Regions from separate parts of the Homo sapiens genome. Here region 2 is linked to region 1. Evidence: read pairs that join two places in POLR2A ChIA-PET (ENCODE). Cell type or tissue: GM12878. All regions are shown on one strand. Links, peaks and the distances in the headings refer to the core of each region. The heading gives the core; the rest is flanking DNA. Region 1 holds the start of AFAP1L2 (actin filament associated protein 1 like 2). Region 2 overlaps FHIP2A (FHF complex subunit HOOK interacting protein 2A).

What was found. ChIA-PET counts read pairs that join two places held together with the same protein. Peaks named below come from ENCODE experiments on the same cell type or tissue, not always from the same donor. Only the 100,000 strongest peaks of a DNase experiment are listed, where the experiment ranks them.
Region 2: POLR2A ChIA-PET joins it to region 1 with 7 read pairs; 2 of 35 experiments call an interaction of 5 or more read pairs at or near these places.

Annotation. Positions count from the first base shown.
Region 1 is chr10:114,395,758-114,406,778 of GRCh38, reverse strand. AFAP1L2 (actin filament associated protein 1 like 2) reads left to right here and starts at 2,277. Exons shown (of 19, transcript NM_001001936.3): 1 at 2,277-2,339. The coding sequence starts at 2,324. RefSeq lists an enhancer at 1,742-2,242 and silencers at 2,196-2,275, 3,073-3,122. In GM12878, for the core only: no CTCF peak of the experiment used is centred there; no DNase peak of the experiment used is centred there; H3K27ac peaks cover 188 bases.
Region 2 is chr10:114,826,325-114,837,345 of GRCh38, reverse strand. FHIP2A (FHF complex subunit HOOK interacting protein 2A) reads right to left here. Exons shown (of 17, transcript NM_020940.4): 2 at 6,416-6,494; 3 at 3,944-4,113; 4 at 1,705-1,809; 5 at 1,100-1,222. Among named protein-coding and RNA genes, the nearest start is that of FHIP2A, 10 kb to the right of the region's middle. RefSeq lists an enhancer at 6,988-7,097. In GM12878, for the core only: no CTCF peak of the experiment used is centred there; no DNase peak of the experiment used is centred there; H3K4me3 peaks cover 1,105 bases; H3K27ac peaks cover 2,177 bases.

The sequences.
Region 1 (11,021 bases), core at 4,175-8,174:
TATTTAGATCCCACTTAAAAGTGAGAACATGTGGTATTTGGTTATCCGTTCTTGCATTAGTTTGCTTATGAAAATGACCCCCAGCTCCATTCTTCCTTGCTGCAAAGGACATGGTCTTGTTCTTTTTTATGGCTGCATAGTATTCCATGGTATATATGCACCATATTTTGTTTATCCAGTCTACTGTTGATGACCATTTAGGTTGATTCCATATCTCTGCTATTATGAGTAGTGCTGCAATAAACATACATGTGCATATGTCTTTATGGTAGAACCATTTATATTCCTTTGGGTATATATCCAATAATGGGATTTCTGGGTTGAATGGTAGTTCTGTTTTAAGTTCTTTAAGAAATCACCAAACTACTTTTCACAATAGTTGAACTAATTTACATTTCCACCAGCAGTGTATAAGCATTCCATTTTCTCTGCAACCTCACCAGCATCTGTTATTTTTTGACTTTTTAATAATAGCCATTCTGACGGTATGGTATCTCATTGCAGTTTTGATTTGCATTTCTGTAATGATCAGTGTGAAGCCCACGAGTTTGAGGCTGCAGTGAACCAAGATTGTGCCACTGCACTCCAACCTAGGCAACAAACCAAGACCTTGTCTCTAAAAAAATAAAAATTAAAATACACATTTGGAAGCAGACAGATCCGAGTTTAACGCCTGCTCCGCTCTTTTCTAGCTGTGTGACTTTGAGCAAATTGCTTAACCTCTTTTCTTTTTTTTGAGACGTAGTCTCACACTGTCACCCAGGCTGGAGTGCAGTGCGCAATCTCAGCTCACTGCAACCTCCATCTCCCAAGTTCAAACGATTCTCCTGCCTCAGCCTCCCAAGTAGCTGAGTTTACAGGCCCCTGCCACCAAGCCCAGCTATTTTTTTTTTTTTTTAGTAGAGATGGAGTTTCACCATGTTGGCCAGGCTCGTCTCGAACTCCTGACTTCGTGATCCGCCCGCCTCAGCCTCCCAAAGTGCTGAGATTACAGGCGTGAGCCACCGCGCCCAGCCGTAGCTTCTTCACCTCTATGAAAGAGATCATAATAATACCCATGTCACAGGGATATCGGGGAAACTAAAGGCAGTGATGTACAGCCCTTAGCGCCGTGCCTGGCTTGTGGGGAGGGCTCCATCCACATTAGGTGCTAGTATAACTAAGAAAAATATTTCTACATGCTGTTGGGAGGGGTTGGGGGAGGTCTCCAAACATCACAACTAAATCTGCGATTCCAAGGAAGAATTAAGAAGTCTTTTAGAAAACCACCACTGCCAAATCTTCCTTAATTGTTCCTTCAAGGAAGCTGGGGAACTTAGGTAACCAACCAGGCACCCAGCACAAACCGTGACTGAGATTTTAAAGTGAAAACTGAAAAAGTTTAAAAGAACACATAGATCTCTGGGGGGAGCACGGAGAAGACTAGGTCGCATTAAGGGCCTGGAAGGACCGGTGGCAAAAGGCAAAGGATGGAAGTGTGGCACTTCTGGATGGAGGCAGTGCAGGGTGGAGATTCAGAGCCATGGCCGAGCTTCCTTATGGAACCGGCGCCACCCCTCCAAGGCGGTCAGGTTTACTGGGCGCCCCGGAAACGGCACTCCCTGACTTGTGGCGTTGGCCCTGGAAATTCAGGTAGAAAGCAGCAAGCAGATGTTTTCACACACCCTGAAGTGTGCGCGATTGGCAGCGGCTGCCCAGAGAGGTTCCAAGAGAGTGGGAGCAATCCCCAAAGAACCCGGAGCAGGTTTGGTTGCCCGCCCCGCTGCCCTCCTCGCCCCTCCAGGAAGGCCTAGGGCAAAAGCGCGCTGGCTCGGGAGCCAAGCGCGAGGAGCTCTAAGCCAGTCTCAACCTCCTAGCTTGGACCTCGGTCTCCTCCTCCAGGCATTGGGTTTGCAGCGGGCAGGGGTGTGGGAACAATCTTGGAGGCCCACCCAAGCCCGGCCTCCCGGAGCCTCCCCCAGAGTTTGGGAACGTCCCAGTCTCGTTCCCTCTCGACGCCCCCGGAGTCAAGACGTGAAGGGAGTGCCAAGGCGGCCGGGGGCGGCGAGCGGGGCCGCGGGCGCGCACCGACTCAAGAGCCGACTGTCAGCCTCGGCGGGCCGGAGTTCTCCGGCGCTGGGACAGGGGCGCTGGGACAGGGGCGCTGGGGGCGAGCCCTGGCGGGGGCCAGGTCCGAGGACCCTGGGCGCGGCGGCCCCGCCAGGAGGTCCGGCCGCGAGCGTGACCTCACGGGGAGGGGCCAGCGCGGCGGCCTGGGCGCTGAGCCGAGCGCCGGGAGAGCAGCGCAGAAGCCGAGCCGCGAGGAGCGCACTCCGTGGCCCCGATGGAGCGGTACAAAGGTGAGGGCGCGGGTTCCTCGCGCGGCGCACACCCACTCCCTTTCGCCCAGCGACGCGGAGGGCAGGGCTAGGACTCGTCTTGCCAGGACTCGGGATAAGCAGAGCCCACTGCCCCCACCCAGCCCGGACCTGGGCCTAAGAGGGGGCGACAGCGGCGCCGCGGACTGGGCGGGTGGGCTCCTAGGTGGCTGCTGCGGCCCGAGCCCTTTGATCCTCCCGGGCGCGGAAGGAGGGGGTCGTCAGTGGGGGGCGTGGCGGGGCTTCTCACCTGTTGCAGGAGAGAGGGTGAGCCCGGCACCCCACTCCACCCTCAGTCCCGCCGCACAGGAAAGATGCCTGGGGCCGAGGAAGCCCCGAAGAAGGTGGGAACCGTGCTGAGCTGCTGGGGGCAAAGGGTCGGGCTGTTGAGTCCTTTCTCCCGGGCGCCCGCCGGGCTAGGGGCTTCCTGCTCCCGGCAAAGCGCTTGGGCAGTGGAGTGGGCGCGCAGACCCTCCCCGGGCTAGGTGGGGCCTCCCCAAACGTCCTGCCGTTCGGGTCATCGTTTCTCTCCAAGCCCTTCTTTGCTCCCCCACACCAAGAAAGGAGGGATGCGAGGGTCGGGGGCCGAATGGAGTGCCCGGCAGGTGGAGCTCCTGGAGGCGTCCGGACCCGAGGGCTTAGCTCAGTGCGCAGCTGGGCGAGCTTTGGGTTTGGCGGGGGCCAGGATCTCCGCCAAACCCCGGTGGGCGGGCCGTCCCGGGTGCGCCGGACGCCCAGCTTAGCACCCACACTCGGAGCCTCGGAGCTGGTCTACAAGTCTCGATTGCGGTTCTTTTGAAAAGGGAGTACAGGGAGTTGCCCCTTAAGAGGAACCCTGCGGGCGCTCCCCCCTCCCCCATCCTCCTGCAGACCCCTTCCCTTTGGAAAAGCCTCTTGCCTTCTCTTTTGCTGGACCGGTCTCCGCCAAACCTGCGGGAGGAAATGCTGCTTCTATATTTGTTTTCCCCTGGGAGAGAGTAATAAAAAGAGAACGCTCAGATTCCCAGGAATCTCACTCCCGGAGGGCTCTGATCCCTGAAACTGACATAAAGGGACCTGTTGGGACCGGCTTCCCTAAAGTAGTCTTGTCTTTCACTTTCCCATTGCTTTTTCTCATCTGGGTAGCCTGGTTACTGGTGAAGGCAAAAGATCCAAGTCCCAGACAGAGCTTCATATATTCAGGAAGGGTCTTTGCCGACAGCAGGGAGCCGGCGTGGGGGACAGGGTTAAAGGAGTTGGCCACCTTTGATTTCTTTCTGTGAACCCTCCCTGGAGCTTCTCTCGCATTTCTAACCCGGTGGTTTTCTTCTTCTCAAATTCTACTGGGATCACGTCAGTTTTGTGCTTGAATGACTGAATGCGCGCTTATGCTGTCTCAGACACTTGAGGAAGCCACAGTCCTGCTCCTTGTAACATGGCCGTTTGCACTCCCTCCCCTACTGGGGCCCCTCCGCCCTTCGGGAGGGACCCTCTCTGGGAATTCAGGCCTTGAGTTGAGCCTGACAGGAAGTGTTGGCCTCTGGGGTGCCTTCCAGCTCCCTGACTTGCAAAGCTGGGGTGTGTGTATGGGGGTGGGGGTGGTGTTAGTTGTAGGTTGCAAGCTACTTTCTCAAATCAGCATATTAATCTCTCTAAATCAGGGCAAATCACATTTGGGGTCTTTCAAAATGTCCCGTTATTCTCAGAAGGCTTTTGTATTAATAACTTTTGACTTGGCCCTTGACCTGATAAAAGTCTTCTTAGTTATCTTTCTCTCTCAGGAGCTTAAAATCCTCCCACCCTCGAAGAGGATCAGTTTTTGCCAACTGAAGGGAACTTCGTTTCCAGGTCAGGGTGCTTATGTTTTTGGTAACACATGTATCTGCCTGATCATTTTGCAGTAAACCAGACACAGAGTGATAAGTGGGTAAACCTGAGAATTATCTAGGTTTCAGAGGCTAATCCAACTCAAATTCCAGTGTTTGACTCATGAGAAAAATCTTTATTTTGTCTCGCTGGTGTCATGCTGCTAATAGGTTTACTACACCTTTCACTGAGGAATTTGGGGATCCCCTAGCCCCAGGATATAGAATTCCCCATTCTCCTGAGAGGCAGATAAGTTGTGCTTTGAACACCCTTTAAATGGAAAAGTTCCTCTATGCAAAATGCAAAATGAAGCCCATCTCTGATTAACCAGTGTGACTGACTAGAATCGGTAGTCTCTTCTTGCTTTTCAGAGACTGGGGCCATCTTCTTAAAGTTGAGATTGAATAGTTATTGGAATAACTAGGAATAGTGGTTTAAACAACAAAGTTAAACGGAAAAAGCAGGTTTATTTAGTTGGGCTCCTGGAGCCTAAGTAAAAACTGTAAAGAAAAATTCTTATTGTGTGTGACACTTTTTAAATGTGTTATTTAAATGCCTCTTCATTCTGTTTCTGTACTTCCAATTTTGAGCTCTCCCTCTCTCAGGTAGGTGGAAATGCCTCATGGCTGTCTTCAGAGTCTCAAAATGTTTTCTCTAATTTGCAAATCTTATAAAGCAGTTCATGTAGGAGAAATTGTCTTTCCATGTTCCTTAGCCTGCTTGTTATATATATTGTACATCCTCCAAAAATAGCCTATCATTTTTGGGCTCTGAGTGGATTTTCCATTGTCTTGTAGGATGTAAAGTGAGGTCTGGAGATGATGGGTGGTTGGAATATCACCCATGTGACATGCCTGTTGCAGAGACACTTCCAGACTTTCTTCCCAGTCCCTTCCAAGATTTCTGCTAGATAGCCATGACTCACCCAAGCAAAAATAAGGGATCGGGGAGTATGTGGGAGTCCCTTCCTAGAGAGATGGCACTTTTATGAGAGTTGCCATAAATAGCGATGGTAAAATGGCTATGTCTTGTATGTGAATCTCTTTGGCGTTGTATAAGCAGTAAGGCTCTCGCAAATGTCAGGATGTGGGGCCAAATCCTACAGGGTGCTTTGAGAAGGTTCCCATCCTTATGTGTTTACATATTTATGACTCTCATAAGAGCATCCTTTTATCGCTGTGCATGAGCCCATTGGCTGAACTCACCCAGTGTGGTCACGCATTCTGGTTCTGACTGCTCTCCCAGCTGGTGAGTGGGTCTGGGCCAAATGTGACTGACCTACTATCTGTGGATTGTGCTTGGAACATCCATGCCGAAGCTTCCTGAAATTGCATCATACTTGGATACAGATGGGCCTGGTTGAGATATTCAGCTTCAATTTAGATCACAGTAATTGGTTGAAAGTGTTATTATTCTTTTTCTGCGGTTCTTTTGTTTCTGAATTTGATCATCCAGTCCCCCCGCTTAGCTCTAGGGCATTGGAGGCAGATATGAACTGCAAAGAGTCAATCCAGTAAAATACTACTTCAAAGTTTATATGGGAATCCTGAGATCTGTGGTCAGGGAAGGTCTGGAAAAGAAAAGCAAATTAAAAGAGATGGGCATGCTACCTTCAGGAATCATCTGTATTTGTTATTTTTCAATGCCTACGAACTCAGGTTTTTTTGTGTTGAAGTTCTATCTAAGGCAGTAGTTCTAAACCTTTGCTGTGCATGGAATCATCTGTGGAGCTTTCAAAAATATGGATGTAAAGGCCCCACCCAAGACATTCTGATTTAATTGGTCTAGGGTACAGCTTGGGCATTGTATTTTTTAAAGGTCTTCAGGTGATTCCAATATGCAGCCAAAGTTGGGAACCAAATTTCCTCCAAAAAACATGAAATGTCAAAAGAGCAAAAAAGATCAGTAATTTTATATACACTTTCCTCACCTGGAAAAGTAAAAGCAAGTGTGGGGTGAAAGGGATGCCCCCCCGATACTCACACGATGTGCCTTAACCAAATCTTGTAATACCTGCAGAAATCTACTGTAATCACCTTCAGCTATTAGAGGCTTTAAAAGGCTATGGGAACGTTGCTTAAAAACGATCTCAAATGTGGTGCTTAAAATCCTAAGCTCAGGGTTTGCTCCTTGTACTTGACCCTGAGCTCCCTGACTTTGAAGTTGCGTGGGAGCCCTGGATGATGTGGCAATGAAATGGTCTGAAACAGAAATACTGAGAGGTCACTTTTGGTGCTGAAAGGCCAAGCAGAGTGGGGGAATTCTGCTTTGGGCCCTTCCTCTCTTCTGAAGGGGTAGGAGCCCTGCGAGCTGGGCTGCTTCCAGCACAATTAAAGGGCCAGGAAAGGCCAAGGAGCTTCAAAGCTGAGGAAGCTGTGCCAGTTTTCTTCCAATTCCCTTTCATAACGGGAAATGTTTCTTTAAAGGCTTCTGTCATTCAGAGAAGGGAGACTTTCCTCAAGCCAAGGGAGGATGGCTTTTTCTGTCCAGAGCCCTGGCTGAGACATGAAGGCAGTCATGGTGCAATGAAGAAAGTAGTGGCTCAGGAACCTGGAGACCCACAGGCTTCATTTCCTTGGGCAAACTGCTGAGCTCTCCAGGCCTCAGTTTCCCCATCTGGAAAACAACCTCCAGTGTTCGCAGTGTTCCTCTATCTGACTTTCCAATGGTTCTTCGATGCTAGTTGTTCTGTGGTCACTGAGGAATCTTTGGAGAGAGGATGTGTCTTGGGGAGGAGAGGGAAATGAGGGAGGGAATGTGGGTGGGTAGCCCAGCAAAGGTCAGTTTAGGATTGTGATTCTTATAAATAAAACCAATTTCCTGTTGAGAGCTGGAGAGTAGCAGACTTAGTGGGAAAGAGAATGCCGTAGGCCATGTGAGGAATTCATTTCTCAAGGACTTTTGTGTGACCGTGTCTCCAAAGATTGTTCATCGAGCCCAGAGCCACCCTCTGCAACACGGACCATTATTCACTCCCATTTGAGAGACAGGCCAACTGAGGCCTACAGAGATTAAGCAACAGTCCAGACAGTCAGAAATAGGATATAATATCCCTGAGAACTGAGTCTCTAAAAGGGTAGAATTCCTTTTCAAGGATTTATTTAGGAAAGAAGTGCTCAAAGCAATTTCAAATTCATTCCTTATCGGTGTCCCTTCAGCCAGGGAGGGACTACCTGCTCAGTTAAACTCTCCTCAATCTTCAGGACCTAGCCCACATGTCTCTTCATCCAGGAAGCCTCCCCTGACTCCCACTGTGTACCCTCATTACTCTTGGGATAGCCTCATTAATGCCTAGCACATCGCAGGTGGGCAACAAATATTTGTGGAATTAGTGTCACATTTGTCTAATAATTGTACATGTCTATGTTTGTTTCCCTGCCAGGCTGAACTCCTTCAAGACAGGGACTTTGTCTTTCCTTATGTCCCTCTCCAGCCCCTGGCACACTGCCAGCTGCATAGTGGGTATCTGGGACATGATTGGGGAGTGGGGAAATGAACAAATTCCAGGCAAAGAGATCACATATTCTCCCGTGCTCTAGCTCTGGAGAACAGACCTGGTTCACAAAAAGAAATGAAGCAAAATCTCAAAGGCAGATTCCAGAAATGGAGATGAAAGCCCACAGTGGCCACCCTTGGCTTTCCCGACTTGAGCCTTATTTCTGTCTATTCCAGCACAGGGGTGTTGCTGTCTGGTGGTACAGAGAAGGATCCGGCAGGTTTCTGCGTGTGAGTATGAGCCTGTCTGTGCCCTCTGCAGCAGCTCACCTGGCCTCCAGGGCTCCCGAGGGTGCAGACCTGGCTCTGCCCATGCTCTGGGTGGATGGTTGAGGGAGATCAAGGAGCTGGGCACCGGCCTGGGCACTCAGGGGCTCGGGATTCTAATCTGGCTTTTGCCACTAACTCGCTATGCGACCTTGGGCAAGTCAATTAATCTTTCTCAGCCTTGTTTCCTCATCTGTATGAGTGAGAATAATGATTACTAATCTACCTTGCAGGCCACTTGGTGGAATAACTTGTAAGAGCTATTGGTAAAGACTTTGAGAAAGAGAATGTTAAATTAACGCAGGGGAGCAGATACCCTGAAACCTCTGGCATGTGGTTCTGATCCCACCAGTTCCTGCCTTTTCACAGTTCACTGGGCTCTGCCCACTGTGTGCTTTTCAATGCTGTTGGGAGATATAAGTTGGGGCTTCTCAGCCTCTAGGCATCCTAGCTTCTCAGAGATAGCATCTGTGTATTCTTCATGTCAGTGGAGAAAGAGATAGGTGACGAACTGCTCATTTGTTATGTGTAGAGCTACATCCTAGCCCTGCCTGACTTTTCTCTGATGTCTCATTAAGTCCACATAGGAGAGACCCTTAAATTCAAATAGTAGCTTTGAGCCCTTTCCTAATTTTCTATCACTCGACTCTCATATTCTCCCCAGTTAGTTTCAAAAAACAAACTAACCACAAACTGCATTGAGCGGGGAGAAGGGAGAATGTGTAGAAAAACAGGAGGAGCCTGCCTCCCCCTGGACGCGTTGCATTGGACTGATGCAAAAACACAGTGAGGCCAGGGAACACGGATCTCACATCTCTCAGGGGAGTCTGGTATTAGGGAGGAGTGGGGAGAGGCACCCATGCCAGTAGAAATCCTGTTCTGCTGTTTTCTAAGCAGGCCCCTGAGTTCTCTTCTCACTTCCTGGAGCTCCTCCCAGGACTTCAAAGGCAGATACAGTCCTGGTGGACTGTGGTGAGCTTGTACGGAAGCTCAGCCCCAGCACACTGCAAATCAGCCTTCTGCTGGAGATTAAAGCAAGAGAGGCTAGCCAGCTGTTAGCTCAGAGACAGCAACCACTGTGTACCAGGAAGAATCCAAGCTGGGTGAATGTACAGTCCTACCCTTGGAGGTAGCTTTCCCAAATTGAATGACCAGCCTTCCGGGCTTGCTTGGGACTTTCCTGGTTTTACCACTGAAAGTCTGGTGTCCCAGGAATCCCCTTAGTCCTGGGCAAACTGAGATGGTGAGTTGCCCTATTACCGGACCTAAGCTTTAGTAAAAGTTTCTGAATCAAGAGTTTGATTTCTCCATAGCAAACATGAGCTGGAACCAATTATTTTGTCTCTTTGACAAGAAAGTGAAAGTCCAAGGCTTAAAAACTGGCAGATCGTAACTTACCACTAGTGATACACACCAGTATGCTAAGTGAAAGAAGCATACTGCTATTCAAGATTCAAAAGCTTGCACACTGAATGATTCTATTTATATGACTTTCTGGAAAAGGCAAAACTATAGGGAAACAGATCAGTAGTTGCCAGGACTGGGACTGGGGGAAGGCGTGAGCCACAAAGGGCGTGAGGGAAATTTTTGGAATGATAGAGATGTTCAGTATCTTCATTTTGGTAGTGGTTACACAGCCATACATACTTGTCACAATTCAGAACTGTGTAGTTAAAAGGGCTTTTTTTTTTTCTGTGTGTAAATTAACCTCAATAAAGCTGACTTTTAAAAACACTCTAGCAGTTGTGATGCTGTGGTATAAGATGAAGGTTCAAGGTCAAGGTTGGGTATCATGGGTTGTAATTAGCAACTGAGTCTTGGTGTGGGTGTGTCTGCAATGGTTCTGGAGGTGTATGCAGCAGAAAAGGGTGAGAAATTTGGTACAAAACAAAAAGGCCAAGGGCTCATGCCTGATGACATCCTAAATGCCAGAGACTTTTTCATTAGGCACAATCAGTGTGATAGTGGAAGCTCTCCCTCTGTTTAGAGAAAAGGCAAAAGCAGCTCCCCTAAAGGCCAGGCAGCCAACAAGCCCAGGAGGACCATGGAATATAAGAGCATTAGACTCAGGTTCCCACCCTGGGAACTCTGCTGCTACCCACACATGGATCTAATGTACTGGCTTTGGCAGCCTGTCTGCAAGTCTTTTTTTTCTACCAATAAAGTTATTGTATTAGAATTGAGTAATCAAGTCTGCAGGATAATTATTTCCTGGTTGACTTTTTGTTTTTGGCAGTCCTGCTTGTCTATGCTAGCTAGGATTGATTTTGAGGGGAAGAACCCATGATTTATCGAAATAACACACCCAGTCGCATTTGATGTAAAGAATCAGTCCTCTTATTTCTAGACAAGGAGAAGCCTTCTGATGCAAGGGCAGAATTACCAGTCGTCACTGCACCAGGCCAGCGGACAGGATGTGGAAGTCCCCAAGAAGGAAGAAGTATCACTCTGGGTGATCTGAATGGACTCTTAAGATCTTGGTGTTTTCCTTTTTATTTATTTATTTGTTTTTTAATCAAAGCCCATGTTGAATTTGCCTGTTCTTCAGGTGAATTTTGTCTGGCTCTGTACCCTGGGAAGCTGGGTCTGTGTCTGCATCTCTATTAAGCACAGCCTGTTGGAAGGCTGTGGAACTTCCATCCGTGAGGACTACATGGGCTGAGGTCATGTTCAACCATGAATTATACAGGAGAATTTCCCACATGCAACTTTTTAAAATCACAAACACATCCAAGCCACTAGTCACCCACAAAGGCAGGTCTCTTCCACCTGTTCCAGGGTTTTCTGGAAGAATTACAGACTCATAGCCAGTGCAATCCTTAGTTCTAATTGTCTTAGTTTTGTTGGGGGAAAGCATTGATGTTAGAGAGGCAGGCAGTGTTTTTGTGCATATTTGAAGTGAAATTTCCCTGATGCAGGGTCAGGCCTGGCTTGTGGCTGGTCTACCTAAGAAGGGTCGGGTTTGGGGCAGCCCCAAGGCCCGCGTCTGGTTTGAGTGCAAGGGAGAAGCTGGGAGCTTATGAGTGGGGGATTCCAGATGTTTCCTTCCCTGGGCTG
Region 2 (11,021 bases), core at 4,738-8,737, 430 kb before region 1:
ACGGGGTTTCACGATGTTGGTCAGGCTGATCTCGAACTCCTGACCTCAACTGATCCACCTGCACCAGCCTCCCAAAATGCTGGGATTACAGGTGTGAGCCATCGCGCCTGGCCAGAAAAATATTTTTTAAAAAACAAAAGAAGGCCAGGTGTGGTGGCTCACACCTATAATACCAGAACTTTGGGAGGCCGAGGCAGGAGGATCACTTGAGCTCAGGAGTTCCAGACCAGCCCGGACAACACAGGGAGACACTGTCTCTACAAAAAAACTTAAAAAATTAGCCAGGTGTGGTGGTGCACACCTGTAGTCCCAGCTACTTGGTAGGCTAAGGTAAGAGGATCACTTGAACCAGAGAGGTTAAGGCTGCAGTGACCAATGGTCACGCCCCCATACTCCAGCCTGGGCTACAAAGCAAGACCCTGCCTCAAAAAAGTAAAAATAAAAATAAAAATAAATTACAAACAAGGACAAAAACAACATAATCATTTTTTCTAAAATATTCCAAAATGACTTCACTGCTGAAAAAAAGAAGTGAATGAAGGCAAAAAGTACAAAAATATATTTTTTACTTTAAATCTAGGAGTAAAATCCAAAATATCACTTGATTTAAATAAACTATGATTTGGTGACTATGGCTATCAAAACAGTACAAAATACTACAGCAATCCCAACTGCTATGAGGATGGAGAGATAACTCGTGCTTTTTTCCATCTTGTCCAAATCTGCACATGCCATCCTTATCCCAGGCCAGATTTCCCATGTTACATACTAGGGCAAGCTTGGCTGAAAATATGATAGCATATCAACTTCTGTGACTTGTCTATCTCTGATTCAACCTTCAAGCTGTCCTCTTTTAAGCCATGACTTTGTATCTGTCCAGTCCCTGTACCACCTCATATATCTGGCTCAACTGCATTCTTTGAAATTCTTTTCTCCCAGGAGAATAAAATAGTGATATTAAAGGAAAAATAATTCTGGGAAGTAAAACAAGCTAATAACCTGCAAAACAGAGCTCCTTCTAATATTATTCACATAATTCAATTTTCATAATGATCTTAATATAACTACAGTTTGAAAGTTGATAAAAAGTGTATCATACCTCTAGGAAAAAGTTAACCAGGTAGGGGTCCTGTTTCAGCTTCGCACACACAATGCAAAGAAACTGAATCTCTTCATTTTCTGTTGGTGTTGCTAGGACTTCACCACAGAGTCTAATTAATTTCTGTGAAAACAATTGTTTTTAACTTTTTAAACTTAGGCTACTTTTTACAAATTTGTAAAATAACCATTCATTTACCTTAAGGATATTTAAATTTTTCATATAATGCAAATATCCTGCATTAATCAGAACACTAATGATATTTATAATTATCTATATCAAAATAAACTTACTAGTGGTAAAATTTTCAAGTTCATTACCATAAATAATTAACGAGTTATATAATAAATTCTCCTTCAGATGTCATGGAAGTAAAATCCAAGGAAAATTCATGTATAAAATTTTAAAGAGAATCAGAAAGACTGTAAGTACACTGTAAATACACTTAATGCTATGTGATGCATAAAGAAAGCTCAAGTATTTGCTAACTTGCATGTTAATTTTGGAATAATTTCATTATTTTTACTCTCAGAAAAATAATATAAAATTATTTCAACATTAAAAGAAATCAAACAAAATGATTTTATGTAGGGGGAACAAAATACCTGCACTGGCCTGTGCACGTTAATGTGTGGAAGTAGTGGCTGCCGGATTCTTCCCAGAAGTTTCGTATAGAAAACCAAAACCTGCTGTTTCATTCCCGGAGGACACTGGGTATAGGAAAAAAGGAAGCCAACAGGAAAACAACAGACAATGCAAACACATTTACTGAAAAGCTTAAAAAATTGGAGAGACAATGTATATGAATGTATTCCACCTTGAAAAGACAATGCAACTGGCCAGTTAATAACTGTCAGAATAAAATTTTCAATCAAATATTAATGACAGGTATTCTAGAAATAATATTGTATATCTGAGACCATAACACAGCATGTGAGACCACAGGCTCATGTAGTTACAAACAGCACGGTAATAATATGTTGTTGAGATTAGAGCTTGGTGCAGTCAATGTCAACCTGTTTATATTCTAAATGCTGGGGTAACATGAAACTGTAATAGTTAACACCCCGCTGGAACAAAGGCAAAATCTTGTTACTTACACTAATGACAGACATGTCATCAACTTTCCATCATATATATGTAGGAGTAAATAAAGCCTCCTAACACACATGTAAATAAAAGGAAACCTATGGTGTAAACTGTTGTGATTTTATCCTAACATCATTTTAAATTAGAGCTGTGCCTCGGTATACACGATTATACCCAAATCTGCACTCACTCAGTTCTGGTAGTCAGCCCTGTGGAACCCACATATGTGAAAATTCAGCCCTTTGCATAGACAGGTTTTGCATCCTGGAAATACTATATTTTTCATCCATGTTTGGTTGCAAAAATTCTGCCTATATGTGGACCTACACAGTTCAAACCCATGTTGTTCAAGGGTCAACTGTAAATATTCTTTGCCTATTATAATCATAATATAAATCAAATTATTTACATTATGATTATAATAGGCAAAGAATGTTTAATAAATTAGTTTTTGTAACATGCCAGTTGTTTTAAGTATTTGCTGAAAAGTAGGTAAACCCAATGATCACTCACACTGCAGATTAAGAGAGTATGAATTAACAAGGTTAACTTCCTTAATTAAGCTGCTTATACTGCTTCACATTTCAAATACAGTTACAAAATAAGTATTTCCAAAGCATCATCATAGACATGTTATCTGGAAATAGTATAAACTATAATCTTATGCACAATATTTTTAAGCTAGCAAATACTTTACATTATTTAGATAAACCACTAAATTATATTTACAATCACCTGTATTAAAATAAATTTACTAGACGTACAATTACTAACTTCTGCTCAAAAATCAATTAATCAATTTATTATTAACAATCCTTCTCTCCAAAGGACAGGAAAAAGGAGGAGGAGAATGAGTTGCAGAATATTAGAGAGCAGGTGTGTTGCCTAAAAAACATAAATTGAGTGAATTTAACTTAAAAGTAAATTAGAGTATTACAGACAGACAAAAGGAAATCATCTTGCATGCTACTATTCATATCTCTCTGTCATAAAAATGTGTCTACAGGTTTCTTTTGTTTTAGCCTAATTTTTTTCACATATATCATAGAAATTCACAGAACTATATAGACTTTTAGGGCTGGGGAGGCCCCTTAGCAAACACTTCCTGGATTTTAAAGAGGAGGAAGATTAACCAAAGAGACTTACAATGGTCACAGTGTGTGAATAATGATGTCAGGACTGGAAGCCTGGCCCCCTAATCTGAACCCAAGGCTCTCCCGTTCCCTTACTCGGCCACACGGCTGGAAAACTTGTCTCTATAAGTAATTTGAAGGTTTTGGAATATAAAATATTATTGATATCACAATTTCAGCTTTGTAAAGATTTTTCAAAATTCATCAGGCCTAAAAAATATAAATTGGCTCCACTTAACAGTTTAGTTAGTGTCAAAATCATCAGTGACATTCTCTTCCAGGACTATGACAAATAATTCCTATTTTTCAATCCTATTTTAACTGACTTCCTTCTATCTCTTTTTTTTATTCTGAGCTCACGTACTTGAGTTTATTTTCATAAATGTTTACATTGGAATTCTAAGCAGCCAAGTACAAGTTGTTGTCTAGAGTGTTTGGAATCTTTCTATCTCTATGGACATATTTGTATAGGCTACACAATTTTCTTTTTTCTACAATCTTAACTTGAATCCTGCCATGTTCAATATGTACCTTTATAATCAAGTATTTGGCAGCTTCTTTATTCGTAAGACATTAATGCATGTACTAATGCCCAAGAACATGGTGTGGATCAGGAACTTACATCAGCTTTCCCCAAGGTATATAATGTTTCCAAGATCTTGTGATGAAGCAAATATTCCATACATGGCCCTGTCTCTCCAGATTCCCGTTCATTTTCTTCTTGAACCAGTATATCTAACATCTGTTCCAGATGCGATGGAATATTTGTATCGGTCACTGGGGCTTTATCATCTAAACAATAAAAAACATTCATCAAATATTTAAACATTTTTAAACTGCATATTTGCACCTAAAATACTCTGTATTTCCCTTTTCCTATTCAAACTGAGAAAAATCTGAACTACACACTTAAGTGAGGTTTATAAACACAGTATGATTATCTCTGCTAGAATTTAGATGATGCATTTTGTCATATTCTTACCCTAAAACTGAATCAATATTCTGAAATATGGCTAGGCACGGTGGCTCACACCTGTAATTCCAGCACTTTGGGAGGCCGAGGCAGGTGGATCACCTGAGGTCAGGAATCCAAGACCAGCCTGTTCAACACAGTGAAACCTCCTCTCTACTAAAAATACAAAAAAATTAGCCGTGTGTGGTGGCAGGCGCCTGTGATTCCAGCCACTCAGGAGGCTGAGGCAGGAGAATCTCTTGAACCTGGGAGGTGGAGGCTGCAGTGAGCAGAGATCGCACCACTGAACGTCAGCCTGGGCGACAGAGAGGGACACCATCTCAAAAAAAAAAAAAAAAAAATCTCAAATATATTCCATAAGCTAACATTCATCTATCCACAGTAATTCAGAAATAAGAGCTATTTATGTGGGAAATGGGAACATGACCAGGAAAAATACATGTCACATCAAAAATGTTCTATGTGTATTTATAATTAAAATATTTTTTTTTCACTTAGCCAGTTCAGAAGATCTGAACTTTAAGTCTCTTTAAATAGAAATAGGTTGGCCTTGAACATGAAGGCAAATAACCTGGGATATATGAAGAGGACAGATTCTGTTTTGGATTGCTACTACGTTACTTTGTAGGATTGGGAAATCTGTCACTTAATGTCCTTAATTCATTTTCTTCTATTACAATGAGAAGCCAAAAGGAAAACCCTCTATTAAAATTACTGACATCTCTCATTAACGTATAGCTGTTTTCCAAAATCTGTTTTTCAAAGTTGCTTCTCAGGAGAATTTTTATTAAATATTATTGATTTCTTATAATAAAATAAAAATTTAGTGATATTTTTTAACATATCACAGTTAGACTCAAACATCCCATGGTTTTATCAACCCATCCTTATTATACTAAGGTTAAATTACTCTTAAAAATGTGAAGTTTTATAGAACATTTAAATACAAAATACATTAGGAAGTGCCAAATTCTTTACTTATGTCTCTATTTTCATTTACTTTGTACTTCTATAGTTTGAACAACACAATTCTGGTATGCTATGTACTGATATGCTGCTTTGTCTGTATGTATACTAACACAGAAAACCATAACACTAAGCCTTATGGAGAAAACAATGGATAGAGAAGGGTCACCTTTGTTTTCAGGAGGACATATGTATCAAGTTTGATATGGTATGGGACAGTTGTTAAAAGCATGGGCCCTGGAGTTAGACAACTTGGATTCAAATCTTGGCTCTGTCACTTTCAGCTGGATGAACTGGTGCAAACTATGTAAGCATCAGTCACCAACAACTATAAAATGGAACTAATAAACACTAGTGAGTACTGTTATATGAATTCAATGAAATAATAAAGCTCAGTCCTTAGCACAAAGAATTCAAGAAATGTTATGTCTCATTTCATATTCTAAAATGAGTAGCCTAGCACTAGTAAAAGACGATTTGTAAGCTTACTTGTAATTTACTTTTTAAAAATGTGTTTTCCCCATAATTGTAGCCTTTATATACACAAACGCTCCAAGAAAGAATGAATGTTCAAGCTCTATCCACACTGGCTTCCTTAAAGTTCCTGGGATGTGCCAAGCGTGCCACATGCTCTGGCCTGAGGGTTTGTGAATTAGGTCTCATTCCCGAGACATCCTTCCCCCAGATATCTAGCAGGCTTGGTTCCTTTATCCTTTAGATTTCAGCTCACAAGTCATATTGGGCAATGAGGTTTTCTCTAACCTAAAATAGCCAACTGTCCACTCCCACCACCCCAACGTACTCTTTAGCCTGCTTCATTTTCCCTTGACGCTTATCATCTGACACACTATACATATTTGTCTATATACTGTCTGCCTCCTCCCAATCAATACATAAACTCTGTGAGGACAGCAGTGTTGTCTGTTTGACTGACTGTTCTATCCCCCAGTGCCTCAACAATGCCTGACACACAGTAGTAGGTGCTCAACAGGTATATTTTTAAATGAGTGACTGAATCTTAAAGACAAAGATAAGATTGTCTATAAACTTAAATATAAAATAACTTTGGAGACTTACTTAAAAATATTTTAGTATTTCACAAATTTTCTGTTTAACTTTCACAAATTTTCAGTTAATATCAGCATTGTTCCTTACCTGAAGTCTCTATGTAGTAATGGGTAATTGCCTTCCAGTGATAAACAAAATCTTCTTGTAAAGGAAGAGAAGGTGCAAGCTACACAAACAAAAGACCACAACAATTAAGAAAATGGCATTGAAAATTTCCCATAACTTATAACTCTGTATTTATCTATTACAATGCAAAGGTAGCATAAAAATAAGGGGTGAACTTTGTTTTTATATGTCAGATATTAAAGAGAAACAAAATAAGTCAAATCCAAGAAAGTAAAAATGAGTTATCAAGAAGAGGAAAAACATATTTATCAACATTATTATTAAACTACAGTATCAAGCTTTTTTTTCCTCCCCTGACACTTTTTTAAAAGTAGGTTTCAGGCTGGGGGCAGTGGCTCACACCCCTAATCCCAGCACTCTGGGAGGCTGAGGTAGGTGAATCACTTGAGGTCAGGAGTTCAAGACCAGCCGGGCAACGTGGTGAAACCCCATCTCTACTAAAAATACAAAAATTAGCCAGGCGTGGTGCCGTGCGCCTGTAGTCCCAGCTTCTGGGGAGGCTGAGACAGGAGAATCGCTTGAACCTGGGAGGTGGAGGTTTCAGTGAGCCAAGATTGCGCCACTGCACTCCAGCCTGGATGACAGAACGAGATTCTATCTCAAAAAAAAAAAAAAAAAAAAGTAGGTTTCAGAGGTATATTAAATGAAAACGAAACAATATTCTATTACTGACATATCAGTAAATGAAATTACTAATAGCCAGGAATCTTTGTACCTAGGACTTTGAAATGCAAAACAGTAAAAAGCTGCTATGTAATTAGTTCCACATCATCACTACTAAAACATATACCAAAGTCAACTTCGTAATCAGATTAAAACTGTACCCTACATTCAGTGACATACAAATGTAAATCTTTTCTTTTTTAAGCTTGGATTAGGCAGTGCATATTTTTAGCAAAATAACTACTTGAACAAGATACTAACAATTTAAATTCCACAAAGTCAAAAATGCTCAACATTTTAGCTCTAAAACTTACTTCAGAAGTTTTATGCCCAAAATTATATCCCCTCAGCCATCTTATAGCAAACCTACAAGTATTTCAAGTGTGTGTTAAATGGATAGAAAAAGATTTGCATACACTTTCTACATTTCTTTTCCTTAAAGAGTGAAAGAGAGTGAGAGCTCCCCTAGTCCTAGTGTTGTCAGAGGCCTTTGAACCACAGCAACTCCATCTTGAACAGGAGCTGGGTAAAATGAGGCTAAGACCTGCTGGGCTGCATTCCCAGGAGGTTAGGCATTCTTAGTCACACGATGAGACTGGAGGTCACAGGTCCGATATCACAAGATACAGGTCATAAAGACCCTGCTGATAAACAGCATTCGGTAAAGAAGCTGGCCAAAACTCACCAAAACCAAGATGGTCACAAAAGTGACCTCCAGTTATCTTTACTGCTCATTATACACTAATTGTAATGCATTAGCATGCTAAGAGCCACTCCCACTAGTGCCATGACAGCCTTCAAATGCCATGGCAATGTCTGAAAGATGCCATCCTTATATAGTCTAAAAAGGGGAGGAACCCTCAAGGCTGAGAATGGCCCACCCCTTTCCCCAGAAAGTTCATGAATAAGCCATCCCTATATAGTCTAAAAAGGGGAGGAACCCTCAAGGCCGAGAATGGCCCACCCCTTTCCCCAGAAAGTTCATGAATAAGCCATCCCTTGTTTAGCATATGATCAATTAATAACTAGAAAAATAGCCAACTAGTAGCTCTTGGGGCTGCCCTGCCTATGGAGTACCCATTCTTTTGTTTCTTTACTTCTCCAGAGTCCATTTTCATAGACTTCCTCTAAACAGATGACCTAAAAGAGGTCATGTTATTCTTGCACTTCTACTGGTACCATTTTGATTTCTTGGTGTCCTGAGCATCCACCTCAGAGCTGGCAACCCTGTCGAAACAATTTCCGAACTATTGTCCAAATTAGAAATATTGGTCATAAACACCTTAAGTGTTTCAATCAAGAAGATGAAATGTATTTATGGAATAAAATAGACCTGAAAATATTTCAACAATTATCAGTATCTTCCACTGTAAATCGTACTGTGTTAAGAGAATAAAATATTCACCTTATTTTCAAGAAAATAAAAATAAAAAAGACTGCAAGAAAGGAGTTAAAATCTTTGGGAGTACTTTAACTTCAAGGAGAACATGGGGAGAAAAAAACTTACGGGAGATTGAGGGAAAAAATAAGGAAGAAAATTAAGAATCAAAGTATTAACTTGGGAAAACAGTATCATCTTCCTAAAATGTTTAGATAAAAAAAAGTTTTAATCAGCCACTTGTTTTTAGAATGTTCTCAAAATAATAAAACCTCTTCCTAATTTTTTTGGACCTGACTTCTATAGACTACCTTTATACAGTTAAGTGCATTCACGAGTGGGACAAACCCAAATGAAATTTGTTGTTTCAGGAACTGTACCTAATTTCTTAAGTGTAAATGCTATGATTTGTTAAATTTTTCCAAGGCAACCTCCTGGGTATATGAGGAGTTACAGTATCCTTTTTCCAGATTATTTCAGGAGTGGGATTTAACTGTATTTCAAGGGAATTGAAACTGTATTCTCTGGTCACCAGACAGAGAAGTCTTAGTGCATTTGTGTCAGGACCCTTGTTGTAGGTTACAGTCAAATTCAAAGCAGAATGGTGTTACTTTGTGAATACCTCCCTCCAGGAGTTAGATTTAAATAAGAAACCTATTTAACTAGAGAGTTAAACAGTTCTCAATTGCTAATAACTTAGATTAGTAATAATCTTGTTCAAACATGAATAAATGTCCTTATTTATGTAAAACTTTCTGGTAAACTTTCATTACTAATTCTAACATGCAAATTACCTGTTTTATCACTGCATAAAAATATTGATGCTCTGAGTTAAAAAAAAAAAAGTGTGAATCAGTATCAAGAGATTCCAATTTAATTTTTTACAACACAGAGAATTAAATTTTAAAAAATTCATGCAATGACTATCTCAACCCCAAGTTGACATGAAACCCTTAACTAGACTTCGCTTTCTCTGCAAAGCTTGACCAGGCTCTTCCTGCCTAGGATGGAGTCCCTATATATGCCTTGATACTCTTTTTTTTTTTTTTTTTTTGAGATGGAGTCTCGCTCTGTCACCCAGGCTGGAGTGCAGTGGCGTGATCTCGGCTCACTGCAAGCTCCGCCTCCCGGGTTCACACCATTCTCCTGCCTCAGCCTCCCGAGTAGCTGGGACTACAGGCGCCTGCTACCACGCCCAGCTAATTTTTTGTATTTTTAGTAGAGACAGGGTTTCACCGTGTTAGCCAGGATGGTCTCGATCTCCTGACCTCATGATCCGCCCGCCTTGGCCTCCCAAAGTGCTGGGATTACAGGCGTGAGCCACCGGGCCCGGCCTATGCCTTGATACTCTTTACCAGCTGGCTTGCTCTCTTTTATCCCATATCCCACTTTTGTCATTGTTTAATTATTCATCTCTTCCACTAGATTGTCAGCTCTATGAGGGCTGGAACTGTATCATCTTTTTCATCACTCAATCTCTGGTTTCCAACTCAGGCATGACACAGAGTTAAGTATTTGATAATATATATAAATGCATAAATAACACAGAAGTCACTGCCTTTTAATGAGTAGTTATGTGCCAGGTGTAATACTGCAAATTTTGCACATACTGTATGATCTTAAACTCTTGTGATAAACCTATTTTGCTCAAACTCTGAAGACTCAAAATTGGTTAACTGACTTACCCAAGGAAACACTGCCTTCAACTGGGAGTCTTGACTGTGTCCAATATACCCATCACACAAAAGTATCTAGATGGATAATTCAGATGAAAACTAGTGTTCTAAAAGCCACCTCTGCTTTTACTGTGTCTCATGTATCATCAACATTCCACTCCCAGATTTTATTTGATTTTTGAGACAGAGTTTTGCTCTTGTTGCCCTGGCTGGAGTGCAATGGCGTGATCTCGGCTCATTGCAACCTCTGCCTCCCGGATTCAAGCGATTCTCCTGTCTCAGCCTCCCAAGTAGCTGGGATTACAGGCGCATGCTACCGCATCTGGCTAATTTTTGTATTTTTAGTAAAGATGGGGTTTCATCATATTGGTCAGGCTGGTCTCGAACTCCTGACCTCAGGTGATCCGTCCGCCTCGGCCTCCCAAAGTGCTGGCATTACAGGTGTGAGCCACTGTGCCTGATGCCACTCCCAGATTTTTTAAATGCTTCTTTCTGCCCCTGGCTTTCCTAGTGACCTTCCCCATCTTCTCTGCCTCTCTAAAGTCTTGCTCACTTCCTTCCAGAGAGCCTTCTATAACAACTCCAATCCTAAATGCTTGCTCCCTTCTCCTATAGAGTTCACTGGCTAAACCAATCATCCAAATGACAATAATGGTTGACTTTTACTGAGCACTTTTTATGTGCCAGGCACTGCACTAAGCACTTCATGTACATTATCTCATTTTAATCTTCACAACAATTCTATGATAGGTTTAATTATTTCCCTTTATAATGAAGAAATGGAAATGTATACATATCAAGTAACTTGTCCAAGTGTAGAAGGAAGGGACAGAGGCAGGAATGGAACATG